2 separate regions of the Homo sapiens genome follow, and region 1 is linked to region 2. A link is an interaction called in ENCODE POLR2A ChIA-PET data of the cell type or tissue named here. Cell type or tissue: B cell. All regions are shown on one strand. Links, peaks and the distances in the headings refer to the core of each region. The heading gives the core; the rest is flanking DNA.

Region 1 (7,939 bases), core at 2,282-4,781, 160 kb before region 2:
CTCTGGCTTATATACAGCACAGATTAGATACAGTCAAATATTTAGATTTCCAGGGATAAACTTGCACATGTTCTCACTGGCATTCAAAATTAGAATGTGCTGTGCTTTTTTTTTTTTTTTAATGGAGTGTAGGTGATTATGTATAATTATCTCATTATTTTCTTTCAGAATGGGTAAAGGACGAGGAAGATGAAGATGTTTTATTCTACACCTTCCAGAGGAACCTTCGCTGTCATGACGTATATCGAGCCACTTTTGGTGATAACAAACGTAATGAACGCTTTTACACAGAAAAAGACCCAAGGTACTAGAATAATATAATTAAATCTTTCTCTCCAGAACCTTCCTCCAGTTATTTAAAGTACTGACTTTGGTTGACTTAAAACGTTTATTTTGGTTGGAACCAGGAATAATAAGGCTAAAACGATCATTCTTTTATTAGTTGTTTGTATTCAAAATTGGAGTCTGGTAATATTCAAAATCAGAGTAAATACAGATATATCACTAATATTTTATTAAAAACTGAAATTGATTTTGTGAATTACAACATAGTTCATTCATGTAAATTCATAAAGATGACCTAGAACTGCTAGATTGTGAACAGACTGAGTCTGTTTCACCTTTGCATCTTAATTGATAAGCAGGGTGCCAGGTTTGTATAGTGCTATTTAGTCAGTATCTATTGCTTAAATAAATGGTATATACTTAGATAGGTATCTCTCTTTCAAACTAAAACCCCTTGTTCCTGATGATTGTTGAGTACCTTTTAACCATTAAATTCTTAGTAATATATAGAAGAATTTAAAGTATGTGTTGCTACTAAATTATAAATTAAAACTAACTCAAAAATGTATTATTGTGCTAGGTGAAAAAATTAAATATATGCTATGGTTTCAATTGGGTATCAAGGAAAAAAGATGCATTTTTAAAAGATTGAAAGGAAATACACCCAAAGTACTAACAATGGTTTTTTTTTTACTTTTCTTTTTTTCTTTTTGTAATAAGCATTATTATTTTTATAATACATTTTAAATTTAAAAATAATTGTCGATAGAAATAATTGGAAAAAAAGATTAATGTCTAGTTCTTTATATTTCGTATATTCTCTTAGACACATTTTACCCTAGAGCCACTTGTGTTCTCACTTCCTGTAACCACATATCTAACAACTATTTGGTCAAGTAGTTTATTTTTAATTTGTCATCACCAAACTAAGCAAACAAAAATATATAAAAACAGCGAAGAAAGTGTTGAAAATAAAGAGCAAAGTAGGGTAGGGGACTTGCCCTACAATTATATATTAAAGCATATAAAGCAATAACAGTAAAAATAATACAAATTGATAGACAAATAATAGAGCTTAGAATAACTCTAAAACATAGATCCTAGTCTATGTGAAAATTTATATGATAAAAGGCATCACAAACTAATGAAAAATGAATCGGTGTTATTTTATAATGCAATGGGAAATACTATTTGGGAAAAAATAATTTTCATCATTGTATATGTCAGCATACATTCCTAAGAGATTTAAAGAACCCATTGAGAAAAATAATTTTTTAATAAGATGAAAATATAAGCTTTTTAGTCAGCTTGGTTGGAATATTTTTGAAACATAAAATCAATATAAGAAATTACAAAGGGTAGTAGCAGTCTCGATTACGTAAAATATTAAACTCAAGTCAAAAACCACAAAAACTATTGTAAATAGTTAAAATCTAGGTAACAAAATGGAGGAAAGTGTTTTCAACAAAAAGACAAGTTAATGTTCTTAATTTTTTTTTTTTTTTTTTGAAACAGAGTCTCACTCTGTCACCCAGACTGGAGTGCAGTGGCGCAATCTCAGCTCACTGCAACCTCTGCGTCCCAGGTTCAAGTGATTCTTCTACCTCAGCCTCCCAAGTAGCTGGGATTACAGGCACCTGCCACCATGCCTGGCTAATTTTTGTATTTTTTGTGGAGACGGGGTTTCACCATGTTGGCCAGGGTGGTCTTGAACTCCTGATCTCAGGTGATCTGCCAGCTTTGGCCTCCCAGAGTGCTGGGATTACAGTTGTGAGCCACTGTGCCCAGCCAATATTCTTAATTTTTAAAGAGCTATTTACATACTAATAATTTAAGCTACATTCAAAGTTTAAAATAGACACACATTTCACAAAAGAAATAACGATTGACAAATAAACATGGTAATGTGATCCAATACAGAAGAAATTTTACCAAACTATAAGCAGTTGTTATTTGGGGGCATTGGGATTCTTTACGTTTTTCAGTAGTTTCAGTATAAATTACTTTTATAATAAGGAAAAATATAAATATAACATTTAAAGCCACTCATTATGTTAGTATAGTGCTTCTAGGATATTATTTGATTATATTCATCAAGTCATAAAAATACACTTATTAAATTAGTATTTCCATTTCTAAAAATTTGTCTTGGGAAAATAATTGTGAAGATCATGGAAGGGGAAAATATCTTCATGAATATGTTTCTTGTTATATTGTTTATTATAATGAAACATTAAAATCTAAATTTTTAAGAATTATGATATATTAGGTAGCCATTAAACCTGTTATAATATTAGGTAGCCTTTAAAAATAATAATCACAAAGACTTTCAACTCATGTAGGGAGAAAATTGATATATGAAGTAAGAAATACAGAATCAAAAATTGTATCTATAATTACATCTATTTAAAGACACACATGAAATATAAATATAACTTAGAAGGAAAAATTTAAAAAGTAAAATAGCTATGTTAATGTTTTAAATGTGTTACGTTAGTAAGATTGTGAGGGGTTTTCTTCCTATTCTATTTTGTTGTAAAAACTGGGAGAAAGGAAAAAAAAATCCAAAATGCATGCAGAGAAAGAAGAAAATAAAAATAACTCCGTGTCCCTTTTATTCCCTATTTGTGTCTCCTATAGAAAGTTTATTTCCTCTTCTCAGCAAAAAGCTATGTTATCTACTCATGTGATTGAGAAATGACGTTTGTAGTTTACCTTGAAATGCATCCAAATAAAGATGGATTAATAGGTGCATAGATATGTAATAAAGTAAATGTAGCAAAATGTTAGCAATGATGGAATCAAGATGGTTTTTTCAACTTTTCTGTATTTTTGAAAAACATTTATGATAAAATGTTAGAAGTAAATTATTTTGAATGCCCTTTAGGAGAAAATGAGAAAAATAATAGCTAATTGTTAAAGTTACAAGTGATATTCACTAAGGAATTATTTTAATTTCCTATCTGCATTATAAATCAACATGTATACTGACCACCTCTGAGATACTGTCCTTAACAAGGTAGCATGCATCTGAAATAAACTGTGATCTCATGTCTCTCTCTCTCTCTCTAGCTACTTTGTTTTCCTTTATCTTACAAAAGACAGTCGTTTCCTCACCATAAATATTATGAACAAGACTACTTCTGAAGTGTGGTTGATAGATGGCCTGAGCCCTTGGGACCCACCAGTACTTATCCAGAAGCGAATACATGGGGTCCTTTACTATGTTGAACACAGAGATGATGAATTATACATTCTCACTAATGTTGGAGAACCTACAGAATTTAAGGTAATCCTGGATGCTCGTTGTTCCTATTTGGGCTGTTAAGAAGTGTCACACTTCGATCAACAACATTTCTTGCTCCAAGAGCTCATTGTTTTATAAATTGATGCCACCTTCCTATGTATAACCAATCCCATTTCTTTTCCCTTAGAGCTAATGCCTCTACATATTTTAATTGTGCCTAAAAAGTTAGTAAATAAAACATATTCTGTCCTGAGTTTATGTTAACAAAATCAAACTTAGTAGCTTAAAAGAGCAAACTTACAAACTCGTGATTTTATGAGTTGGCAATTTGGATTGATCTCAGCTAGGCAGTTCTTCTGCTGATATCAGCTAAGCTCACTGATGTATCTGTAGTCAGCTAGCTGTCAGTGCCCTCACTCAAATGTCCAGTGGTTGGCTAAGCACTGGATATACTGTCTCACCACCCAGCAGGCTAGTCAGGACTCATTCATATGGTTGATGGTCACACTTTATCCCTGATGCAGCGTTAGTTCCTTCAGCTCTTCATAAAACAGTGAGGACTAGTATGGTCTAGTTCTCAGTGATTGCATCTCTGGATGCTGCAGCCTTCGTGTTTTCTTACCTATATGTCTTCTAACTTTGTTCCACGTAGCTAATGAGAACAGCGGCTGATACCCCTGCAATTATGAATTGGGATTTATTTTTTACAATGAAGAGAAATACAAAAGTGATAGACTTGGACATGTTTAAGGATCACTGTGTTCTATTTCTGAAGCACAGCAATCTCCTTTATGTTAATGTGATTGGTCTGGCTGATGATTCAGTTCGGTCTCTAAAGGTATGTTTAATTTTCAGAAGTTAATACTGTTAATCAAAATATTTATGCAGTTTAGCTTAACAGAACATCACATTTTGAATAGTGGCAGCAGTGTTCTTTTTCTTGAAAGGAATGTAACTTAAATGGAATTTAGCAAAGTCACTCTTGGGTTTAGGAGGGTTATCTTAGAATTACTTAGAGGATCTTGCTTTTTATGCAGTTTTACTTAAGATAGTGTCTTATGGCATGGACTTCACAAGTAGAGTTGAGTGCTAATATTTCTCTTTCTGTATATCTCTCTACCTCACATATCTCTGCAACTTGAGATATAGTAAAAACTCAGGCCAAAGTTGGTAGCTAGTGCCTAAACACTGACTGCTGTTCCCCCATCCCACATCCCCAACAGGGACAGTAGTGGTATCCACTGTGTTTTTAGCCACTACATGCTTTTGTCTGCATCATCTTCTGTCTGCCAGTTTTCTTATCCGCAGGGGATGCAGGGAACAAACTTTGGTTTCTTTCAGTGTAGGAGTAGCAGTGGTCTCCACAGCAGCACAGAAGGCTAATAGTGGCAAGACTGCTTGGCAAGCTGACTAGTTGATACTGCTTGTGGCTACCAGGAAAGATAACCTGCCTTCACAAGTGAACTTCCTAAAATTGGTGAATGACAACCTTATTGCCTAGTTTTAAAGCAGCATTAACATGTGAGTTGAGGTAGTAGGCACTGAAGGGAAGAGGATGGCTTCCATTTTGTTTGATATGAAAAGAGTTACTGAGCCAGTTGATGAGCAAACAGCATAGACCATTTATACCTCCCTAACTCCAATATTCTTAAAACTCCTGTAAAAATGCAATTTCAGTCAATTCAGTGGCTTTTTATTGAACTTTCATGTGCACAATACTGTATCGGGCATTATAGAATCGAAAGCTGTTAAAGCAGAATATCCTAGCCTTAAGGAAGATATAGTTAATCACAAGATTAAACTAGTACATAAAGGTTAAGTGTATCATGGATTTGAATAAGTAGTATCAAAAACATAAAATGTGCTGTGGGGCTCAAACTAGAGAAGAAGGCCCAGGAAAGCTTTTGGTAAAGTTGGTTGAATGTGAAATAAACCAGAGAAGAGAGATAGGATTTTGACAGGTGGAGAGGGGATGGTATTCCAAGATGAGAAAGCCATCAAATGAAGCTGTATGCTCTGACATTCAGAAAATGTTCAGGAAACTGTTAATTATTCTGTTTTATTAAAGCGCTATACATTTCTGGGGGATGAAGTCATGATTTGACTTTTTGTGAGTGTCAATATGAGGAATTTATTAATTATGAAAGGTAACATTTGAAGTTTTTGAGCAGGGGAATGGTTTGAGGAGTGGCAGCCATATTAGGATACACTAAACCAAAAAGAAGTAAGGGGCAGGAAGCTAGTTTTGAGATTGTTTTATTGGTATAAATAAGAAATAACAAGGGCCTGAAATAACTGAAATCTCCAGCTACTCCCTAAAATCAAAAGATCAAATGTAATGTCCAGTCTCTTAGAACACTATGTAAGTGTCCTAAAACCAAAATGGTGACTGACTTGGAGGGATGTCCTTATTGTCTTCATCTGCTGGAGTGCAAAGTATTTCTTTTCACTTGCTAATTTTAAAAATTTTAATATTATTATTTTAGATAGCATTTCTTTTTTTTTAACTTTTACTTTCAGGGGTACATGTGCAGGTTGGTTTAATAGATAAATTGTCTGCCACAGGGGTTTGATATACGTATTATTTTGTCACCCAGGTAATAAGTATAGTACCCAATAGGTAGTTTTTCAATCCTCACCCTCCTTCAACCCTCAGGTAGGCCCCAGTGTCTGTTATTCTCTTCCTTGTGTCCATGTGGACACAATGTTTAGCTCCCACTTATAAGTGAGAACATGGGGTGTTTGATTTTCTGTTCCTCTGTTGGCTTGCTTAGGATAATGGCCTCCAGCTTCATCCATGTTGCTGCAAAGAACATTATCTCTTTTTTATGGCTGTGTAGTATTCTATGGTATATATGTACCACATTTTCTGTATCCAGTCTATCATTGATGGACATTTAGGTTGATTCCATGTCTTTGCTATTGTGATGAACATAATGTGTGCATGTGTCTTTATGGTAGAGCGATTTGTATTCCTTTGGTTATATATCCAATAATGGGATTGCTGAGTCAAATAGTAGTTCTGTTTTACATTCTTTGAGAAATTCCCAAACTGCTTTCCACAGTGGCTGAACTTACATTTCCACTAGCAGTGTATAAGCTTTCCCTTTTTTCTACAGCCTCACCAGCATCTGTTATATTTTGACTTTTTAACTACAGTCATTCTAACTGATGTGAGATGGTATCTCGTTGTGGTTTAGATTTGCATTCCTCTAATGGTTAGTGATGTTGAGCATTTTTTTCATATGCTTGTTGGCTGCATGTATGTCTTCTTTTAAAAATATCTGTTCATGTCCTTTGCCCACTTTTTTATGGTGTTGGGGTTTTTTTCTGTTTTTGTTTGTTTTGCTTGTTAATATAAGTTCCTTATAAATTCTGGATACTAGATCTTTGTCAGATGCATAGTTTGTAAATATTTTCTCCCATTCTGTAGGTTGTCTATTTACTCTGTTGATAGTTTATTTTGCTGTGCAGGAACTCTTTAGTTTCCAGTTGCTGATTTTTGTTTTTGTTGCAATTGCTTTTGGCATCTTTGTCATAAAATCTTTGCCTTTCTGTAGAATTATATTTCCTAGGTTTTCTTCAAGGGTTTTTATAGTCTTAGGTTTTACATTTAAGTCTTTAATTCATCTTGAGTTGATTTGTATATATGGTGTAAGGAAGGGGTCCAGTTTTCAATCTTCTGCCTATGGCTAACCATTTACATGTTAACTGGTGCCAAATTTAGACATCTTCAGTTGGGAAACTGGTGGAGCATCTATTATTATTTCAGTCTGTATGAATAAGAATGGGAGAGAATATGTAATTTCTAGCAATGCACTTGTTAGAACAAAATTCTATGTCAGGAAAGTTAGAAATGTCATGTGGAGTTTACTCTGCTATATGATTTGACTTCTAAGTAAATATGACCTTTTATATTTTTTGTAAGTATTCTTATTTTAAAGATATGCCCCAGTTTCCATGGTTTTAAATTCCACTGGAACAAACATTATGTCTTTAATTTATTCTGTATCTTCTATCTCTTCATTTTCTGACCCTTCCCAAATGATAGTACCTATTACGACTTTTATAATGTTCTAGTCATCATCAAGTGGAATTAAATACTTCTTGATCTTTCTGGTTAGTACCTGGTATATAATAAAGAGAATTTTATAGATCAGACCCTTTTTATGAGCCTGAATAATATTAATTAATATACATAGACAGTGCCATCCATACACGAAAGACAAAATCTTTAACCATAGCGTGAGTGCATTATAAAATATTTCTTTATGCAGTATCTCTGCCTGGTGGGCACTTGATTAAAAGATCTTTTTAAATTCAATCTCAGCCTGTAATCCCAGCACTTTGGGAGACCAAGGCAGGCGGATCACCTGAGGTCAGGAGTTCAAGACCACCCTGGCCAAC
Region 2 (7,939 bases), core at 1,845-4,344:
GCAACAGAGCCGGACTGTCTTATTAAAAAAAAAAAAAAAAAAAGAACTGTTCTAATCATACAATGGAATACTATGCAATATATATGCAATACTATGGAAAAAAGGGACTAGAACAAAAAAAGAACTGCAAAAATATTAAGTGACAAGAACAAATTGTAAAAAAAAAAAAAATTCTGTATATGGTCATGTACATACACCTCTTAAAACAGTACTATATGCTATTTAGAAATACATACATGTAGGCCGGGCGCGGTGGCTCATGTCTGTAATCCCAGCACTTTGGGAGGCCGAGGCGGGCAGATCTTGAGGTCAGGAGTTCGAGACCAGCCTGGCCAACATGGTGAGACCCCTGTCTCTACTAAAAATACAAAAATTAGCTGAGCGTGGTGGCACGTGCCTGTAATCTCAGCTACTCACGAGGCTGAGACAGGAGAATTACTTAAAACCTGAAGGCGGAGGCTGCAGTGAGCCGAGATCATGCCACTACACTCCAGCCTGGGCAACAAGAGCAAAACTCCGTCTCAAAAAAAAAAAAAAAAAGGTTATTTCACTTTCACATTGCAATTCCAAACACTCCAGAACAGATGAATAGAAACAAACTCAATTTCCTTAAGTTTAGGACTAGCAACCACCAAAGACTTAATAAAATGTTAGATTATATAAACAAAACCAGTTACAAGAGATAATTTTTTTAAATTCAAGTAAGGTTGTTTTTGGTTATTTTTAAATCTAAGATAGATGGCCAAATGTTGAACAACTTAATGAATCTGGTCTGAATTACAGTACTAAATTTAATATATTCCAAAATTTCAAGTTCTCTTGCATATCAGCATTTTGATAAAGTAACAGAATTACAAAAATACATTAAAAATGAAACTAGGCCGGGCACGGTGGCTCATGCCTGTAATCCCAGCACTTTGGAAGGCTGAGGCGGGCAGATCACCTGAGGTCAGGAGTTTGAGACCAGCTTGGCCAACATGGTGAAACCCCGTCTCTACGAAAAATACAAAATTAGCTGGGCGTGGTGCCGCAGGCCTGTAATCCCAGCTACTTGGGAGGCTGAGGCAGGAGAATCGCTTGAACTGGGAGGTGGCGGCTGCAATGAGCCGAGATTGCACCACTGCACCCCAGCCAGTTGGTTGATTTGCTTTAAAATTAAAAAAATCAATCTTGATTCACTTTAGCAATGAAGATCAAATGAAACTGACTCATAAATGAAAGCACAAGACCACCAAGCATTAAAATAAGAACAAAAAGATGAAAGATCTTTTATGCTTAAGTTTGCAATGTTTGTATAAACTGAAGAAGAGGCCTCTTTACCAAACTGGTTCAGTAGGAAAGCAATAGAAAGAACAGAAAGCAAAAATTAAGCACCTGCTTCACACATCTAAGTGCAATACGCCCATCTCACATGCAGAAAAAACAAAGGCACGACGTTAAGTAATACAACAAAGCTATGGAAGGAGAAGCAGTGATAAATATATAGACCAAGTTGTGCACAATAAACCAAGAGACAAATTGGCTCCATTAGCCATCTTTGCTAAGAGCACAAAAGTAGCCATTACAAATCAGTACCAGGCACTATTGGTCAACCACTAATCCTTCAGCTATACTCACGTAAGAACAGAAAGCTTTTTAAACATAAATGACAACATATATTTTATAGGTATATCCCAATTATTTAAATCAGACTTAAAAAATCCTGTTCACCCTTCTCCTATTGTTCCACCTTTACTCCCATCCTCCTTTCCAGGAACTCATCTATCCAAGGATGTACAGTAAATGGAAACACCTGAAGGCCCCAAATTTCCCTCATGTCTGTCTAATGCAGGGATCTCTTTTTCTCTCTTTGGGTCATCTTTTAATCTTAAACCAGGCAGGGCATGGTGACTCACGCCTGTAATCCCAGCACTTGGGGAGGCCGAGGCAGGTGGATCATGAGGTCAGGAGTTCCAGACCAGCATGACCAACATAGTGAAACCCCATCTCTACTAAAAGTACAAAAATTAGCCAGGTGTGGTGGTGCATGCCTGTGATCCCAGCTACTCGGGAGACTGAGGCAGGAGAATTGTCTGAACCTGGGAGGCGGAGGTTGCAGTGAGCCGAGATCATACCACTGCACTCCAGCCTGGGTGACAGAGTGAGACTCCGTCTCAAAAAAAAAAAAAAAAAATCTCAAACCAATGTCTTTCTCTAAGGCACAACAATATTTCCTCTTTCCTCTTTTCAGTCTAGTTTTTATCCAATTACAGAAAACCTCTTCCTTTCCTTTTGTTAAAAATAGTAAAGCTCTAATCACAGCTTTTAAGTTTAGTGTACAAAACACACACACCCCAAATCTTCCACTCAAGTTTTTAAGCCAGCCACATAAGGAGTTCAGCTGTAATGTAAACTGTGAGTTGCTGGTTAACAGAATGCAAGATCGTCAACGACAAGGATTTGGGATTTTGTCTGTTTTGTTCAGATACTGGCATGAAATGGGGGCCTTTGCACACAGAAGGCACTCAGTGAACATAAGAATTGGCTGGAGGGTTACAGACTAAATACTATTAGACTGTTCTGAATTCTTTACTTCTCAGTGGGTTGGTAGCTCAGAGTAAATAAAAGCAGAAAGCCTCCCAAAGCTCAACAAAATCTCCTATATAATCTTAACATTTGGAGTGCTTTGAATTAATTATGTTCCCCCACCCCCACTTTTGTTTTTTTTGAGACGGAGTCTCACTTTTGCCCAGGCTGGAATGCAGTGGCGCGATTTCAGCTGGGTTGAACCTCCACCTCCTGGGTTCAAGCGATTCTCCTGTCTCAGCCTCCTGAGTAGCTAGGATTACAGGCACATGCCGCCACACCCAGCTAATTTTCTGTATTTTAGTAGAGATGGGGTTTCACCGTGCTGCCAGGCTGGTCTCGAACTCCTGAGCTCAGACAATCCGCCCACCTCGGCCTCCCAAAGTGCTAGGATTATAGGCGTGAGCCACCAGGCCCAGTCATGTCCTCTTTTTAAGGGACTAAGAAAGGCCACCTGTGTTCAACAGAAAATGCCATTTCCCCACCTCAGAGATAAATGCTTTAGTCAGAACAAGGAAAAGGAAAAACACTGCCCAAATAGGTTAAACACCCATGCTGACACTTCTAGATTCTCCTACTCATAAGAACATCCAGTAACCAGCCCTTTTCAATGCGAGGAGTGCTCTTGATACCTACAATCAAGAAAATAAAATGCGATTAGATTTAAAAATGAGTTGACATTACTCTCAGGCTTAAAAGCGCTTCGCAAGCCTTCAAACTCTTACAAATTACTCTACATATTATTGATCAGAACTGCTTCTTCTCTGGCAAACAACACTTATTCATTTGTTTTATTTTCTTGTATATTATACGTTTGAATCTACCTGATAACATAACTGCATTTTAAAAGTTTTCTATAAAAGACAAGGTTTTTTCCTATTTCTAGCACACAAATGTACTTTTCATTCACAACTGATTCTGAAGTGAAGGCCATTCTACGTAGACAATAATCACAGCAATCCTAGAGACAAGTCTTATCCTCCCTATATCACTACCAGTAATTGGTACCATCTCTAAGAGAAAGACAAGTTCCTTAATAGTCAATACATGGCTTCCAAAGTTTGTCTGTCTCCTCTAAGTATGAGATCGGATTTAACTGGATCTTCTTTTGTTCACAAGGATGCAAAACAATTTTCCAAGAAGTGTTATGTTTCTAAACTTTAAGATTTTTAATTTTCAAGAAATGAATCAATTTAAAGCTAAAAAATAGAATACTGATGATACTTAAACATTCTCCAAGAGAAAAGTTTGAATCCATTTTATATTTACAAGTTAATATTAAACTGTGTGATAAATCAAAAGTTTTAAATTAGTAAAGTGTGTTTTAAATGTTATAAACCATGTCAAATGTATAATATATGAACTAACAAATTAAAATACTACAATTGATTAAGCTACAAGGTTCTTGAGGTTAAACAAGTTATTACAAAGAGTATTATTATTTTTGTTTCGAGACAGGGTCTCACTCTTTCGCCCAATCTGGAGTGCAGTGGCGTGATCTTGGCTTACTACAACCTTCACCTCTCGGGTACAAGCAATTCTCCACCACAGCCTCCGGGGTAGCTGGGACTACAGGCATGTGCCACCACACCCGGCTAATTTTTGTATTTTTTGGTAAAGACAGGGTTTCATCATGTTGGCCAGGCTAGTCTCGAACTCCTGACCTCAAGTGATTCACCAACCTCGGGCTCCCAAAGTACTGGGATTACAGGCATGAGCCACTGTGCCCGGCCATGAAGAGTATTATTATAAAAGGTATATGTTATGCCAAGCAATAACAAGATATTGTAGATGTGATTAGTTATAGTAAAACAAAAAGAAAAAAATGTATTTAAGCACTCTTCTGTGTCATGGTTTACCATTAATTCAGAAGTAAAGTGTTTATGGTTGTTATTAAAGTTAAACCAAAGGGGAGAAATAAAGCACCCTGTAATTTGAAGGAAAACTACGAAGTATGAGATCTCGAGGGGCAAAAAAGAAATGAAAAAAGAAAACTAAAAAGAAAAAAAGTATATAAGTTATTGTACAGTATTTATGTTTCCTAGGATGTTATATGTTACTAAAAACTAAATCTCAAAATCTTTAAATACTCTGAGAAATAAATACACTATATAGATTACACTTTTGGAAAATTTTGTAACATCATCAAGAATTTAGTAAAGGGTTCTTTTCACCATAACGCTGATTCCAGTATCTGGTCTGTTAGTCTTTTTTGGCCGGCCAGTACACCTGGCTAAATTCTGTATTTTTAGTAGGGACTGGGTTTTACCACGTTGGCCAGGCCAGGCTGTTCTCAAGTGATCTGCCTGCCTTGGCTTCCCAAAGTGCTGGGATTATGGGCGTGAGCCACCACGCCTGGCCACGCTTGTTAGTCTTCTAGGTAGTCTTTAAGAAAAGGAATATGGATGGAAATGTTCAAAAGTGTCAATCATCTCAAATCAAATGGACACAAAGAGATTAAGTCACATCAGAATTTTTTAAAAAATAGAGGCGTGGTTTCACTCTGTCATCCAGGCTGGAGCAAACTGGTGCAATCACAGCTCGCTGCAGCTTTGACCTCCCTGGCTCAAGCGATCCTCCCACCTCAGCCTCCCAAGCAGCTAACTACAGGTGCACACACCACCAAGCCCAGCTAACTTTATTTTTTGTAGAGACAGGGTCTTGCTATGTTGCCCAGGCTGGTCTCAAACAATCCATCTGCCTCAGCCTCCCAAAATGTTGGGACAGGAGTGAGCCACTGTGCCCGGCCTAGAAACATTTTACTTGTAAAGATTCTAAAATGGCTTTAGCATACTTAAATTAATCCAAAAGATGAAAACCCATTTTTTTAACTCAATGTATTGATGTAAGTAAACACCAACAAAAACAAAGAAAAAATACACATTATGAAGCTCATGTACCTTTTTCTTCACCTGTTCTTGTTAGATCAGCCACTAGAAGCTGATGATCAGTTCTGTCATTCTGCAAATTTTATGACAGCCAACTACAAACTACAAAAATTAAATAGTTCCCAAAACTCTATTTCACCATCAATGTTTGAGTATAGCATAGTGAAATGTCAGTACACTTAACCATCAATTCTGCTAATATACGATACATTTTACAATAAAACTTTAAAGCTGCTAATATAATAGCAGTATTCCATTTCATTCCAATTCTGAAATTAATTCAGCAAGGGAAAAACAAAAAGAAATCAGGTACAGTGTGAAGAATAACTGAAAATTCAGGAATATCATACTCCTGAAAATTATCTTACCATAATCATGATTTCACATTTTATGCTATTACTTGAATAAATTTTGCTATTATAATTTTGGATTAAACAAACTTTTATTATTCTGATGCCACCAGTTATTTGTTTGCTAATTTTTACTAAAATCAGTGAATTGTGAAAGGCATATTTCACAGAAAATATAAAATACTGTATGTTGCATTTTTAAAAGCGAGAGTTAGAATTATACTACTTAACTACTTTCTATGCTAGGTAATGTCACAAAATACTTTAAAATAGTTACATATAAAAATATTCATGAAATACAGCTTTTTTTTTTTTTTTTTTTTTTTGAGACAGAGTCTTACTCTGGCACCCAGGCTAGAGTGCAGTGGCACAATCTCGGCTCACTGCAACCTCCACCTCGTGAGTCCAAGTGATTCTCCTGCCTCATCCTCCTGAGTAGCTGGGATTACAAGCACGCGCCACCGCACCTGGCTAATTTTTGTATTTTCAGTAGAGATGGTGTTTCACCATGTTGGCCAGGCTGGTCATGAACTCCTAACCTCAAGTGATCCACACGCCTCAGCCTCCCAAAGTGCTGAGATTACAGGCATGAGCCACCGCACCTGGCCTATATAGCCTCTTTTTAATGAATCACCACAATCACTAAGTGATACCGTGGCCAATTCTAAGCTTCCAAGACTGCCAAGACATAATCAGCATCATATTTTAATTCAAAAGATTCCATAAAAAATGTTTGTTATAGAAAAGATAACTTTCAACAAGAGCCACTTTTTCTGACCCTGTCAACCTGTGAATCAGCTGTTCTTAGAAGCACAGTTACTTGGACACTACACTATTCCTTCAGATGATGTAATCTTAAGGAATTTAGTAATTAGGTGAATTACTAACATAAAACAGTATTTACTGACATGACTAAATTGAAAGGCCTTTCACCTATTCCTAGAGTCTTCACAGAAATCAGACACCCAGTGTAAGAAAACGGTGTTGAAAGCTCTGCTGGTCACTTCAAAGAGAACAATCACTTCAACAAATCCAGAGGATAATGTACTAGAAACTGGGGAAATCTTACAGTATGAAAGCTCAAATAAAAATACTCGTGCTAATATACAGCAACAAAAAGAACCACTGCAGAAACTGTTGTAAGACTTCATGAGAGCAAAAACAAATGAAGAGGCGAAAACACAACAACCATTAAGACAAAAAAAAAGACAAAGAAGGCATTGAGAGAAGAAGCACAAAATAAAGATTATCCCTGAAAATGTGTGGACTAAAATATTCTGTTCTAAATACTTAATTTTAAAATTTCGATTAGAACAACACACTGTCCATTTGGCAGACCTACAAAAACATTTCCTTAAAAAATTACCATTACTTCAACTATATTTTTAAAAGGCCTGTACACTTGGAAAAGACTATCATAATAATTAGAATAACTTGTCTCACTATTTACTTAGAAATGCCCCATTTAAAAGTAGGCCAACAATAGGAACTTTGCTATTGCACAACAGAGAAAGTAAATGAAATAACATCTATTAACATTCAGCGTCCATGGCATGTTTCTCCATCTCCTAGAACATACTGTGACTTACACTGTCTACTCTGAACAATTTACCACTTCTTCATCCATGCAGTAGCTCAAATAAAGACAGTTCCTGTGTTAATCCCACAGTAAGCCTCAGTAATTCTCACATCACCGTAGTTGTAAACGTTTGTTAACAGAAAAAGAATGTTTTTCCTAAAATAGCTACATAACACTAAGACTACTCAAATTCCTAAATAATCCTTTTACAACATGCCTGCCAACTTTATTTTGATACATTAAACATGTGGAGCCTATTTTAAAAGCTCTTTAACTGTGACTATCAAAACAACTTCCCAGTTATTAACGTCTCTTTTTAAAAAAGTTTTCAAGTTGTTCTTAGAAGAAATTGAATATTGATGAATTTGGGCTGCTATCAAACGCCTAAGAAGCACTTTTTTTGCCGAATAAGATGGGCAAACGTCCCAGATCTGCTAAATCTGATATGAGAGGTCATGCAAGTTTAAAAAATGAAGAAATAACTATTTCCAACACTCACTGAGTCCTTCATTTAAAAAATTATTTTCGGTGTTATTTTCACACTTTACGTTTAATAA

What was found. Peaks named below come from ENCODE experiments on the same cell type or tissue, not always from the same donor. Only the 100,000 strongest peaks of a DNase experiment are listed, where the experiment ranks them.
Region 1: POLR2A ChIA-PET joins it to region 2 with 5 read pairs; 5 of 35 experiments call an interaction of 5 or more read pairs at or near these places.

The regions. Positions count from the first base shown.
Region 1 is chr2:44,334,782-44,342,720 of GRCh38, reverse strand. It overlaps PREPL (prolyl endopeptidase like), which reads left to right. Exons shown (of 14, transcript NM_001171613.2): 5 at 169-304; 6 at 3,358-3,574; 7 at 4,185-4,370. Among named protein-coding and RNA genes, the nearest start is that of PREPL, 23 kb to the left of the region's middle. In B cell, for the core only: no CTCF peak of the experiment used is centred there; no DNase peak of the experiment used is centred there.
Region 2 is chr2:44,170,020-44,177,958 of GRCh38, reverse strand. The region is part of intron 1 of PPM1B (protein phosphatase, Mg2+/Mn2+ dependent 1B); the gene reads right to left. Among named protein-coding and RNA genes, the nearest start is that of PPM1B, 5.1 kb to the right of the region's middle. In B cell, for the core only: no CTCF peak of the experiment used is centred there; no DNase peak of the experiment used is centred there; H3K27ac peaks cover 1,772 bases.